2 separate regions of the Homo sapiens genome follow, and region 2 is linked to region 1. The links are chromatin contacts, found by Hi-C in ENCODE. All regions are on one chromosome and are shown on one strand. Each heading gives the region's core, a stretch centred on a gene start or an enhancer-like site at or near the end of the contact. The rest is flanking DNA. Distances are from core to core; before and after follow the strand shown.

What was found. Hi-C counts contacts between places; a loop is a spot of excess contacts on that map. Pooled maps may share reads with other maps.
Region 2: a map of PC-9 shows a loop between it and region 1 (5-fold over the local background). The contact joins the enhancer-like site here to the promoter of SLIT2 in region 1. A Hi-C loop is called at or near these places in 3 of 168 maps with a recorded cell type or tissue (MCF 10A, PC-9 and endothelial cell of umbilical vein) and 6 of 50 pooled maps.

The regions. Positions count from the first base shown.
Region 1 is chr4:20,246,372-20,253,407 of GRCh38, forward strand. It overlaps SLIT2 (slit guidance ligand 2), which reads left to right and starts at 5,534. Exons shown (of 37, transcript NM_004787.4): 1 at 5,534-7,036. RefSeq lists an enhancer at 6,650-7,036.
Region 2 is chr4:19,737,102-19,744,662 of GRCh38, forward strand. The region is part of intron 2 of LOC105374511 (a long non-coding RNA gene); the gene reads left to right. Among named protein-coding and RNA genes, the nearest start is that of LINC02438, 280 kb to the left of the region's middle. Within about 2 kb of position 2,295, at least 9 of the 41 ENCODE cell types and tissues checked have a DNase peak (open chromatin) inside an H3K27ac peak, as active enhancers do; they include PC-9 and endothelial cell of umbilical vein, where a contact is called at or near this core.

The sequences.
Region 1 (7,036 bases), core at 4,284-6,783:
TGTGTTTTCTCTCTTTAATAGATTATGCATGTACATAATGGTCTTGATTTTTTTGACTATTGGCCTATGAAGCCTAAAGTGCTTACTTACTAGCTGGTTCTTGACAGAAGAAGTTTTCCACTTCTTGTACTAAGATACTAATGAGACTCTTTGTATGAGAAAATGGCTTTTTGGCCATCAGGGAGGCATTTACTTTGAACTATATTTTTCCAATAGTGGTTATGAACTGCCTCTGTTAATCAGAGTTGATTTTTATCTACAATATATAATATTTAGCTTTGGGATTTGAAAATATTTATTTTGAGTTTCTATTAGACTAGAGTACCTTTCTGTGTAATTTTAGCTTGATACTATGACCTTATAGGACGAAGGTCAACCTTTTGCAATCTAGCAGAAGAAGCCTGCAGGAGGTGTGAGAGGTTCCTTTCCTTTCCTTCCAAGTAACCCAGAAAGATTTTTCTTTTCTTCTGTGAAAATCCAGGATGCACATTATTAGACTTCGTAGAGTCAAAAGATTAGGACATTCAAAATCATTTACAACTGTATTTCCTTCTCCTCAATGGTTAAAGGAAATCGACAATTTAAAAATTTGAAACTCATAAAACTATTAAAATTTTTACCGTGTATTTTTGTTTGTGTGTTTTGATATTAATGTATTTTTAACCTGCATCGAGTATTAACTATCTTTTGCTTTACTTTTCCCACTATCATTTTTCTATTATCAGCATATTCTCTTTTGTTCTTGCTGGAGTATCTCACACATTTAATATTCAAATGTCACTTTAAACCACTGCACTCTTTCCTCCCCCAATACATCTTTGTCTTCATTTTATATAGAACAAGTCTTTGCTTGGTGTACTCAAATCATAGAATTTGAAAGGTAGGGTATTACAATGTTTGTGAAACAGAGTTTGGGATTGAATTGGAATTCTAGTGCCTACTTTGCTGCTTGCTAGCTGCATGAACTGAATGAATTCCTGTAAACCTCAATTTTCTTCACTATAAATCAAGGATAAAAATAGTATCCAAGTCAGAGGATTGCTGTGAAAATTAAAGAAGCTAAGATATATAAGGTGACCAGCCCAGTGTTTGGAACACAGACACTGCTTAATAAATATATTATTACTAATAACAGAAGGATGGATTTATGGTTCAACTGGTCTAATCCCAACAATGTATAAAGGAGGAAACTAAGGCGAGAGCTAAGCCGCATATCCAAAGCTACCCAAGCACTCCCACTTATCAGCAGATCAAGGTTTAGAACTTCTCCCTTTAATTTCACTGCATAATCAACAAGCAGTTATTCTGGCAGCGGGAAACCAACTTTACCTCTTCAAAGATTAGTTTATATTATGTGACACACATAGCACAAAACTAATTATATCTATCGCCACTCTTTTGTTCATGGGATACTGTAGGTCTGAGCAGGGCTTGATTATTGTAAGTTGATTTGTTCTTCTTGTAAAGTATCACCCTCAGCCCAGCCCTTCCCAGGACTCAATACAAGAAGTTATTGGATCATAGTAATAACTAAAGGAATATGTTATCTATTCTCATAATACAAATATAATATTTTAGAAAATTTCAGATATTAAAAGTAATAATGAAATACCCTTTATTTAATAAGCACCTAGCTCTATGCCAGGCCCTGTGCTGTTAGATTGAAAAATAATATCTTAATTTTCACAATAATCATGAGAAATAGGAATCAATGCATCCATACAAAAGTGGTATTAAACTGGAAAAAATCCCTATAAATATAACAGATTTTTTTAAAGGGTTGAGGCATATTCGGGCAGGTTGCTGATGTAATAACTAGGAAGCCCTTTCCACTTCTGAAGGCCATTTCCTTGGAAAATAAAACTAAAGTCTTATTGCCTCTGCGGAGCTGTACATCAAAATATTTTGGTGCCCCCTAGAGGTAATCAGTAATGTGCAATTGTCAACCCCCAGGAATGAGAAGCTGAAGACAATTCAGCAGCTGTTATCTATTATTCTTTGCTGCTTCATTCTCCGTACCAATGTGTCACAGATACAAACACAGAGCAGCTCTTGAGTAATGGATCTCAAATTTTAGTGAACATCAAAATCTCTTGGAGGGCTTGTGAGAACACAGCCTTCTGGCTTCTGTTCCCAGATTTTCTGATTTTGTGGGTTTGAGTTAGGGCCTGAGAAGTTGTATCTCCAACTACAGTCCTGGCGATTACGATGCTGTTGGTCCAGGGACCACATGCTGAGAACCACTCACCTAGAGAATCATCTCAAAGTCAAAGCTATGTCCAGAAGCAGGTCAGGTTTCAGTATCCTTGAAGTGCTGGTGCTGAGGACTCTAGCTCTTTACTGCTCCCTGTAGATGCCCTTAAGGAGTGTGTGCAGAGACATGACCATCTCCTGTATGAGGGTGATCATTCCTGAGGATCTATAGATTCCTTGATCCCCACGAGTTCCAGTGGATCTACAGATAAACAGTTGGGTGAAGAAGAATCAATTGAGAATTGAGGTCAGAGAACTTAGGTTCTGGTTCTAGCTCTGCCATTTAATAAGCTGCGACTTGCATGAAGACCAACATCCTCTACTGTAAGGAGTGAAATAGCAACCATCACTGTGGATGTAACTCTGTCAAATAGCTTGGAATTTAGTAGGCTTGAAACAAATTTTGGTTAAATCTTAATTTCCATTATATTAGGGTTCCATGTCTACGTTTCCAATACAAAGATATTGTGAGAAATATCAGATAATTTAAATGAAAGAAATATCAAATAATTAAAATGAACACATTGCAACAATGGAAAATAGTAACATGAAGGCAGTTAAATTCAAGGAATTAAGTTTCATGAATTTGATCAATGCAATTACTGTTACCTACCTCTGTTTAAAAAGACAGAGAACAATAATTTTTACTCTTCTTTATCTCTTTTTCGTAAATTCTCTTTTCTTCCTCCCTTTTCCCATATAACCCAACTTCACAACCTTTTTATTTCAAAAAAATGCAAAGTTTATTAGACATTTAATAACCTACACATTATTCTGATGCTTTTTATTTCTTTGCTGCATAGGTGATTGTCTACATTGTTTCCAAATTATTGTACGAACTGGATTTTTTTTTTTTTTTTGCAAGATAATAGGAGACTCGGATATTGGCTATAGTGGATTCCACTTCTGCTTAATCCAGGTCAGGATTTATGGAGACCTCATGTGGTGACAAGAGGCACCACAGAAGGCTTTCTTCAGGCTGGGTTTAACAGTGAAAGAGAAACTCAGAAATTCATATGGGAGCAAAATAATCCATAAAGAATTAAGACCTAGAAGTTAATGTTTCTGAAGCCTGCAAGGCCTTCAACAAACATCCTGCAGTAATACTAATGGAATAATACAGTAATATGTTAAAGGACAGGAGACCTGGTTGTTTATGTATGTATAAAATTCCCCTTATCAACTAAAAAGTTAATAACGCAAAAAATAGTAAGATATGCCTCTCAAGAATTAATTACAGTCTTTCTTTTTTCTGAATGAAATCCACTGAACATAGCTTCTTATTTAAATTGGCTTCAAATTTTAAAAAGATGTTTCTGTAGGCATGTTGCTATGTATGTTAGTTTCTCCTTGGTTTTACACAAAACAGAAAGTGATCAGAGATAGAATGAAACTTGAACTTATGTCTGTGAATTTCACTTATGCAACAATATCAATAATATTATTTATAAATATTTGGAATGCAGGATATGTTCTTGGAATTAAAATATGGAACAACAATTCTATGTGGTGCACAAAGTTGAACACAAACACCTCTTGTTGCTGACAAGATATTAAAGTTGTGAAATTAAATAAATTAATGTATCAGCAACCATATTTAACCACATAATTTACTGGTACACACTAAGGAAAATTCACTGAGGGTTGGGGGAGCTCCTTCCTCAATGACAGGTACTTGTTCTTTATCTCATTTTCCTTACAAGAAAATGTGACAAGGGCTTCTTTTTTCTCCTCCTCAAGGAAGTTACATAACAGACCTTTAAGCTAAAATCTAGAAGGACAAATGAGTTAATAAATGTCAAATGTTTTTGAAGGTTTTAAAAGAATAGAGCAATATAAATCTGTGGCATTAAAATGAGTAATCCTAAGAGTTCCAATTCAGTTATCAGATGGTACCCTGCCTTTGGGCGTGTCCTCGAAAAGGCTTACGTTTTCCAAGGCAGGCAAAATGAGGTAAGTAGGGGTAGCCATTATGAAAGGACATCTTAGAAAATGTTAACCAGGAAAAACGTTAATGAGGATATTGCAGAGATTTTAGGTTGAGCATACTCTTGAGTTAAAGAAATCGGTTACTTATGAGGAAACCTATTATGTGGCAGGCATAGATGCTGGAAATACAAAGAGTTGGACAGGTCTTGCTTTCAAGGAAGCTTCTAATAATTATACAAATAACTACTACAATATGAGGCTGGTATTAGGCGGGGGCTTGCACAAATTCCAGGGAAAGCTTCTTAACGTGGAAATGGGAGGAAGAACAACAATATGATGCATATTAAATCCAAGAGAAGGAGCAGAGTCATTTAGATGTCATTTCAAACTTACAGTGACATTGGCTCTTGCTGGGGGGGAAAGGGGGGCGAGAGAGGCAGCCGTTGCCAGACATACGTCACACTAAAGAGACAAGATGAAACAAGGAAATTCTCTTTCAAAACATAGCGGGGAAAAAAATATCCAGAACTGCCCTGAAATAAAGAAAACCTTCTGGTATAATGTGCGTTGCTAGGGATTTATTTTTTCCCCTCCTTTCTCTCATAAGAGAGTAAAAAATCACACAGATACGTTCAAGCCCTTAAGAGTTTTGTGAGCCTATTGAATATCCAAGACATCAACTGACCACGGTGTGGTTCAGTGTGTGTCTACAAAGGAAGGGTTAAACGGAAGGGGGTGGCTTGGAGATAGAAAGGCAAGCAAGAAGGTTGGAAAATGCTGTTTTCCAACTTGCAAAAACTGAACTTTTCAGCTCCCCAAAATACACGTGTGTGTCTGTAAGCGCAGGCAGATCTATTTCGGTAGGATTTTTCTTAAATTTAAATCATAATTTCTCTGTTTCTGTCTCTCTGTCTCTTGCTGCGCTGCAAAGAGTGAGCAGCCCCCTTAAGGATCGCGTGGCAAAAGCTGCAGGAGAGGCACTGGCAGGGCTGTTTATTTATGAGCCGCGTTCAAAGCCGACCTCTTCCCATTCTCCCACTGCAAACGACTATCTCCGAGCCCAGGTCACCTCTGGGGCCAAGGAGTTGGGGGCTGGGGCTCGGGTGGCTCCTTCTTCGGGCCAAGTTTGCCCGCGCGTGGGAGCGAGGGGGCGAGCCAGGGCGCACGGGAACGCGCGCCGCCAGCCGCCGCCTCCGCCCAGCGCTGGCAGCCCCGGCCTCACCTCTCCCCTCTCCCCAGCGAGGTGCGGGCTCCCAGAGCGGAGCCAGGGGGCGGGCCTGGGCCTCGAGGGGCGGGGTCAGGGGGCGGAGGCTCGGGCGGCTATATAAGGCCCGCGCCGGCTCAACTTCGGACTTGGTGTTATTTATTTGGGAAGCGCCCGGACGGCGGAGCTTGGCGGCGGCGGTGGTGGTGGCTGCCGCAGACTGTGGTTAAAAAAAAGAAGGCGGCGGCGGCGGCGGCGGCGGAGGCGGAGGCAGCTGCGAGGCATGGGAGCGCCGAAGCGCCCAGGCGCAGGCCGAAGCTGCCGCGCTTTCTGGGCACGGCGGGAGTGCTGAGCAGAAAGGGGAGCGCCGGGGGCCCGCAGCCGGCTCCGGAGGCGCGGGCCGGGTTTTTGTTTGGCTACGCTGAGCGCCAGTCAGCCCCAGCGAACAACTCCAGTTACGACAACAACCCACCTTCCTTCCAGACAAGCGAGACTTGGGCTGCTGCGTCCGTCCTATTGTTTAGACACTTGCCAGGGGCTCCGGAGTCGGCAGAGCCACCGAGTCCCCGCTCTGAGTCGTCGCCCTCCCTCTCCCCGACCTCGCTCCCTGGAGCGGGAGGCCAGGAAAGCAGCGGGAGAGGGGAAGGGGCTAGAAGGAGAAGGACTACCCGGGACTGCGGCCGCCGCGTCAGGTGCAGCGCCAGGAGCCGGGCGGCGTCGCCACGCCGGCAGGGGTACCGCCACTGTGGCCTTGGGGGACGGAATTCAAAGCCTGGGAAAAGTTGCTGCACTTTGAGAAGGACGAACCACTAGTGGGAGACCGCCGGGGGCCGGCCGTGGCTCTGCGCCCTCCGGAACCCGGCTCTTGTTTCTTCTACCTTTGCCATCAGGTGTCTGCCGCGGAGCTGCGGCTTATCTGGGAGACGAGCGGGGTTGACACGCGCGCACACACTACTGCCATTCAGCTGCCGCCTGGCTCTGCCTGGAGTAGTGGATCCCACCCGCCCACCTGCCACCGAGCCATTCTCCAGTACGCCCCAGCAGGACGCTGACACCTCCAACCTTGGCCTTTGCCTTTCCACTCCTTCCGGTCTGCCTGGTTTTTAAGTCCGCCCCCAGTCAGTCCCCACTCAGTCTTCGCAGCAGCTCTCATCCTCCACTTGGCCTCTTGGAGTTCCTCGCCGGAGTGCTGACTAGTGGATATTTCTGCCCGGCTGCGGCGGCCCGACTGCCCTTTTGTCTTTTCTGCGTGACCTCGGGGCAGGTCCTGGTGCAGAGCGTCGCCAAGGACGCCGAGCGGGAGGCGGGATTGCCCAGACATCCTTCAGCGAAGTGCATGTGTGTTTGTAAACCATCGTTGGCTGTCGGGAGACCGCGAGGACCGGTCCAGGCTGCGGCGGAGTCGAGGGCGAGGGAGAGGCCGCGTGAGTGAGCAGAGTCCAGAGCCGTGCGCCCCCAGAACTGCGCGTCCGCCCCGTGCACCCCCGCGCGCCATGCCCAGTTGCCCCGCGCGCTCTGCTACGGGCCCGCTGGGCTTCCGCGCCTTCTAGCTTCCGGAGCCCACTTTGATCGGGGCCATAATACCTATTGAGATCCCCTCTTCTGTCTTGTACCTTCGCCACTGGCATCGGATTTGCAGAAGCGTGCGTG
Region 2 (7,561 bases), core at 1,045-3,544, 510 kb before region 1:
GGATCCTGTGATTGGAGGCAAGAAGTCCTGTTGATGTGTGGATCTGAATAGAGATTTTCAGAAAAAGATTGTTATCTTGTGATGCCTGCTAGTAATACTCATCTGGACATTGCAGAATTGTGGAGAGAAATACAAATTATGGATCACAGACAGAGATTTTAGCCAAGCTCTAAAGAACAGCTTACCATTATCAACTGCTTAGTTTGAAATAGTTACTCTTAAAAGCACTTCATGGCAATTAAATTGTTTCATACTCACAATATGGCCCTGGTAGTTTTAGTATTTTAAACATTTTGTGGAAGTTGTCAGAGTCAAAATAAATTCACTTGTGTTAACAGCAATACAAAACAAAAACCCAAAAAACAGAGCCAGAGAAGGCCATGAAGGATTATCATGCATGAATGCCTAGTAACAAAAACAATCACAAAAGACTACAAAAACCACAACCTTGCACAAAGGCCATCACTACCTTACACACCAAAAAACTGCTCAGCAACTGCTAGTCCAACTTTGGACTGATGCCACCTTTTTTTTTGTTCCTTGCCACCAAGGATAATTATCTCAAAACAATTAGGTAATACTCTATTTTTCCTGAAAAAACCTTTGTTTTCCTTTACCTCCCTGAATACACACATAGTTTACTATGACACCAGTGTTCCCATTGTAACACCTATTCCCAAATAAACAACATTTTCTTTGAGAAATTCTCGCTCTTCATTATTTAGATCAATGATTTCATAAATTAGAGAATGCAGGCATAAAGAAGTAAAAGGAATTACTTAAGTTCTCACAGATAGAGGCAGAACCAGGCTTCTAACTTAGAGAGATGGAACCAGGCTTTAACACCTAGATTCTGCTGCTTCTCTTTGCTTGCCAGTCCAATTAAAATCAATAAAAATCCAGAAAAATGTATGTACCATCATGCTCTCATAGAGATGTTAGATGCTGAAAAATATGAATCACATTCCTTATGTAGAAAACATAAAACTGCTATTCTGAAAAGAAAGCTAAGACATTATAATACATTTATGCAATATCCAGAAGAAAAATTTGAGAACAGGAGAAAGACATTTCACATTCTGAAGAGATAAATTCCAAATTGTTAACAGATAATAGGTAATCACAAATGAAAAGGTATGAGAATAAGTGCTCACTAAATGAAATACTGATATTGCATTGCTACAGTGTGGATCACTTTGGTTGTTTCACTGATAGAAAACTGGATTTTAGAACTCTCTTGGATTTTTAGGCTAATCATTTATCTAAAGTACAGACATAGTCTGGATTGATAATTAAAAAACAGAGACATTCGAACTTTAATATAAGCAAGAACTATATAATGACCATATTTATCCAAATCCTGGTTAGTGTCTGGGAGTTAATGAGCCAAAGTTTCTAAGAGTATGCAAGCTAGGCTAGATGACCCTTTGATAAGAGTATTACAGACCTAGAGGTGGATAGACTGTTTAGCCAACTAACCTGTAGATTGCCTTATAAACCAGAAAGTCAGGGAAATAATTAATTTCCTCATTCATCAAACCTCTATTGAGTATCTATGTATTCAGTTCTATATTTTCCTTAGTAGAAAAATAAGACGTGGCCCTTTTTGGAAGATCATGCCATCATTATAAATACAATATCTAGTGACACTAAAATTTTTCTCCCTGATTTGTGCATACCCTTAAACATCTAACAAAAACAAATAAATTATTGTGTTAACTTTTGTTTTTAGCAGAGTTAGGTGGGAGGAGATAAGTTTCACAGAAATTAAATGAGTCTAGTTCAAAATAGAAAAAAAAAACTATGAATCCTTAAAGATATGAACTCAATGCCAGCGGAAAAAGAGAAGAAAATGTATTAAGAATGTGACATCCACAATTCTGCTGCCAAACACGTGTGTGCATGAAGGAGGGCACAGACACTCTCACCTGGGCCTGAGGACTGAGGCTGCTATCTAAAACAGGGATCCATCTGCCTGTGAACAATGTCATCCCACTGTGTTTCTCTGACACTTCATTGACTGTGTAATGGCATTTGATATCGCTAAAACCTGGTTGTTGTGGAAGCACTGGTGCATTACAGCAGAGAGATGCATTGTGTATGATGAGTCATGCCCCACAAATTTGTGCTCAGTCTCTGTACGGTAAGAAAAAACATAACAAGATCAAGTAACAGAGAACTGGGGAGGGAGAAAGTTCTCATTGCAGGCACAAGTACACCGCCACTTTGTGCAAGGTAAAGAGGGCTTACACACACTCAGTTTTCCACAGAGTTCTAGTAACTTTCAATAGTACAAATCCTGGATCCGATGTTAGTCGAATAATAATTCCAATGGAGGAAAAAATACTTTTCATCTGTGAGTCGCTTTTCAGAAGGGATAATGTCTAAACCTTGTTAGCCTCTTCCTGGTTACCCTGAGGTTTGGATGTTTGCCAAGAAGGAAGTAGAAGAATAAACATGACCAAGGCAAAGAGTTCGATGAGAAACCCTCAGAATTTTTGGAGAGAGAAGAGGAAAAACAATCTGAAACATGAGTATATCCAGAAAATCAGTTCATTTATGTAACCCAAGATGATTGGCAGATATTTTCTGGCTTTCATGAGTCAATCCTCAAACAAGAAAATGGACACACCTCAAGGGAAAAAAAAATCCTTGAAAGAAAATGTATATGTGACCTTCTTTACCCTCCCATTATTTTTAAAGGGAAAAACCATTACCTGAGACCACTGTCATGGTTTGACAAAGCAAATCTGCTTAACACTCTTCAAATTCTGTTTTCTATAGAGTGAGATACCAGCATCTTTCCAGGACATCTGTGAATCCTCTAAGATCTGGCCCCAGCCTCTTTTCCGTACTTCTTTCCTTCCAAAATTTCCTTCCATCTCCCCTACACTTCAGCCATATCCCTCTATGCAGGGTGCTCAAAGGAGCCTTTTCACATTTTCTCCTTTGGCACATGCTCACCTCTGAATGGCATGCCTTCCACACCTCACCCACTTGGCAAAATCTTCTCTTCTCTCAAAGCACAACTCGAATAGTCCCTCTTTATGGAAAGACATCCATGGGCAGCACCTACTCCATTTCACTTTATCGCGCACTCCACTTTTTTCACCATTTAATAAAAGCAAAGCTTTTTTTGCATTTACTTTGGACCAGTCAAAATTACAAGACCCTTTTAATATATTAACTCACTTAATCCTAGCAACAACCCTATGGAGGAGGTACTAACAGTATCTCCATTTTACAGGTAAGGAGACTGAGGCACAGAGAGTATAAATAATTTTCCAAAAATTGCATCACATGTACAAAATAGAGCTGGAATTTGAACTCAGTATATGCTGACTAACTAGTTCTTTGGTTTATATCCCAGTCATATATTCCATCATACTTGATTTCAAATATTTGTTGACTATTGTCTGTAGTTAAGTGTGAGTGTCTTGAGGGCAGGGTCTGAGCTACATTATGTGTATGTTGAACATCTTTTGCAGAGACTGCAGATAGCAGGTACTGGATAATAAATAATCAGTAAACCAGCAAAGCAAGCAAGAGTAGAAGGAGTATTATATAGGTTTTGAAGTAAATAATTAAAGATGACAAATCACCCTAGAAATAGCATTTTCTGATTTGAAAACTGTTCCAATTTTGGGTTTGTGCATGCATTTTTCCCAAGTAAGGCAGAGGGCATGGTAAATGACATAACAGAATTAAGGAGGGAGCAAAGAGAAATGGAAAATAGTGATGATCTAAGAAGAGTAGGGAGAGACTCCCAGATTCAGAGAAAGACTGAATTCAGAACACACTGCTAGCCTGGAGAAGACAGAGAGTATCCCAGCGCTGGCTACAAGCTCATCTCTGTCTGATGTTAGGCTCTGATAACCACAGGTTTCAGGCAAAGGGAAGTACTGGGAGGGTTTTGTTTGAATGAGCTGATTTGCAGGTAGTCCATAGTCGTTTGGATTGAAGGAGAAGACCAATGATTCTCTCCCTTGGGGGAGGCAAGGAAACCTTGATGACTACGTCAGGCCTCTGCCTGGCCATGAGGACTAGATCCAAGCCATAAGGAGAGGAGGCTCCAATAGTCCTTTTACAGAGGACACTTTAAGATACTTAATACAAATATATGCTGCTTCAGGGCAGGGGTGATAACCACTCAAATGGACAGAAGACTATTCTCCCCATTTAGTTGAAAATTAGAGTTTTACATCTGCCATTTAAGACCTGCAGGACATTGGCAATGTGTGCATTGGAGGCACTGGCAACGTCCTCGTGTTTCCCTGAAGAAGAACCTTTCAGCAGCAATTGTACCCTCTGTAGGAAGGGATATTTCAAGAGTGTCTCTGTTTCTTCATCACCCCCTTTCTTGCAAGTCTTCCTTATTAAAAGGCTGTTATCTGCTGGATAGGAATGGTGAGAGCCTGGCATCACTTGGTTTGTGTTTACCACTATGTACAATTTCTATACCACAAACGCAGTGGGCCACACCTTCCTGTGTATTCTTTGTTTTTCCGTGTGTGTGTGTGTGTGTGTGTGTGTGTGTGTGTGTCTTGAACTGCACATTCTTAGTGAAAAATGTGGTCATTTTGAAGTCATTTTCCATGTGTTAAGCAGACTGACCATGGCTTCCTGCTGGTCTGCTCTCTCTGTTCAAACTTCTCCACTTAAAGTTCAATGCATAATAACATCAGTCTTTCATTGGGGGATCCAGTATTTTAAATAACAGAATGATGGATGGGACCACCGCTTCAGCCTTGCGTGAAAACTGCATGTTTCAATCAAAGTATTAACAAGTTCATGATGTGTTTCCTGTTTGGCCCCTCATGGGTATTCTCCCTGTAGAATAGAACCTGGAAGGAGGGAGGGTGGTCCCGTGGCATATGGGAAGCCACAAGGAACATCAGCCGAGAGCACGTCTGTAACAGTGTGCTGGGCCTTCACATCCACACTGCAGTGAGTGTTCACAAGGGAGCTGCAGCAAGGAAGGGAACTAAGTACAGAAACTCTGGGAGGTGCGCCTGATGACAGACACGTTCACAAGCTCATGAACTGGACTCTCAAACACAAGTGAGAAGACTTTGCTGGGAACTATGTGAGCAAGCAAGGGCCAAAGTCAGCAATATATGGGTTCAGTACTGAAATTAATATCTCATAAATAGCCAAAGACTGGTCAGGCCTGGAGAAATGCAGAGTACGTGAAAGTCAGAAGCGAGCTGAGAACAGAGTTCATGGCTAGTACTCTAAGCTGTTCTATTCCTTCAGTGTGATTAACTTGCTATGCGAAAAGGGGGCCCTGTGTAAAGTGACCTTGAGGTCTCTTGGAAAGAGTGTGGATTTTGGAGACAGAGCTCTGACTTTAAATAGCATGTCTCCTATTAAAAGTGATGTGATCAGACGTAAATCCCTTAAATTCTCTGAGCCTCTCTTTCCTAGAGAGTATTTGAGCTGCGTCATCACTCTCTGCCTTCAATGACCATGCTAGTAAACATGATAAAGGTAAACACTTTTTGATAAGAAATTATAATAAATAGAAAATCTACTAAACTTGAATCTTTATTTTGATTCTCTTAGAAATCATTTCAATATCACATAATACTACTAGCTCAGATCACAGACTTCAGGGAAAACATTAACAAAAAATCCTGAATGAAGGAAAAATGATTTGGGGAGAATTACCGCTGGGCTACTTTTAAGTTATGAAACTGGGGTGAAGTTAGACAAACTCTCTGAAACTCAGTTCTCTCATCTGTAACATCAGACAAATAATGCATATATTAAAATCTTGAATTTCATGACCTAGCCTCATCTCAGCAAAAAATTAGCAATAACTTTGTGTAGCTCAAGCCTTAATTTCTGCTTCTGAATGAAGGGGATAGAAATATCCAAAGGCAACATCTAGTTATAGCATTTGATAGGATCAAGAATAAAGATTTTTCTTTTCTGCAAGTGATTTAATCTGGTTTACCCAGTGGGAAAGCTCTAAAGGCTATCATTTTGTTTTCCTTAGTTGAAGCTATTAACTGTAATTGCTTTTGTTAATAATACTTTACTTATTATAATCAAAGTTCAATTTTTGCACTTATACCCTGGGGCCAGTTTGCAGAGGCACAATTTATAAATGGATGAAAAACAATTAATAACAACAAGAAAAACCATTAATGATCCTATCAACAAAGTGCTACGTAATCTCCAATTGCAAAATCTTGCACAACATATAAAATAGAACACACAACCTCAGCTAGTGCTGTGGGCTTTCCCAGTAATGACCAGAGTATTTCAATAGCAGAAAAATAATGCCTCTGAGGGCACGCTCCTCCTGGGCTTAACAGGGGATGTTTCTATTAATCTACTGAAGGTCAGATGCAGCCTATTATAGTTCCTGTGGGGTGTGAGCCTTCAAAGAGCTAAACTACAATAATTTAAAAAGAAAAATATTCCATCATCTCTCCTCCAAAGCAATCCCCTGCTATAACCACCAAGACATTATATGATCAGGCTACTACCTCCCTCTCACACCAGCCCAGCCCCTTGCCCCTTAAATGCCCCCTTAACTCTAAACTCCAGCTTTATTCCTGAAAAAAGCTGAATGTTTTTTGCCTAGAGCATTTTATTGACTTTCCCCTTTGCTGGGAATAACTTCCATGGATGCCTTCTTCTTATATTTAAATCTCAGCCCTAAGATAGGTCTCAGGTCTCCCACTAACCCCACTTCGAATGTTGCTGTCAAAAGCCCCAGTCTTTTTTTGTTGTTGTTGTTGTTGTTTGTTGTTGCTGTTGTTTGTTTGATTTTTAATTATACTTTAAGGTTTAGGGTTTGTTTATCATATCACTATTTGAAATTAATGGATTCAGTGTCTGGTTTGTCTTGCTCACTACTGTATTCCCAGTACCTTGAACAGGGTCAGAATCATAGTAAGTTCTCAATAAATATGTGTTGAATGAGTGGTCTAGTTGATGAATTAATGAATTCCCACTGGCTGCTGGACAAAACAAATAATTAGTTACTCATGCCATTTTTCTCTCTGAACAGCAGTTACCAATGACTCCTTCCTCTCTCCTCCTCTCATTCCTTCCATCCCTTCTTCTCCCTCTCCCCATAATTTAATTGCTAAAAGCACAGGCTCAAATGTCCAGCAGCCTGTGTTTGAATTTAGACTTCATTTACATGTAGGTCCATGAAGGCAATCATCGTCATTTTTTGTTCACAATATATTCCTGGGACTAGCAGAGACTAGCATCTGGTCAATAATTCTTCATTAGCAAATGAGAAAAAAAAATTGAATGAATGAATAAGTGCTTTCTACTTTTCTTCTTTCTAGCTGAGTGATGTCAGATAAGTTACTTAACCTCTTTAACTACATTTTTCATCAGGAGCAATTAAAAAATACTATTTGCCACATGGTTTTATTGCAAGGATCAAATGAGGCCAGATAGGCCCAGGGAGAGTAAGCTTTCAATAAATAGTTAAGGATTTATTATCAAAATGTTCTCCATTCATACTTGTAAGTACAAGCTTTGGTCCAATCATTCTGCTTGGATGTTTTTTAACCCTGCGGTCAACTATGGC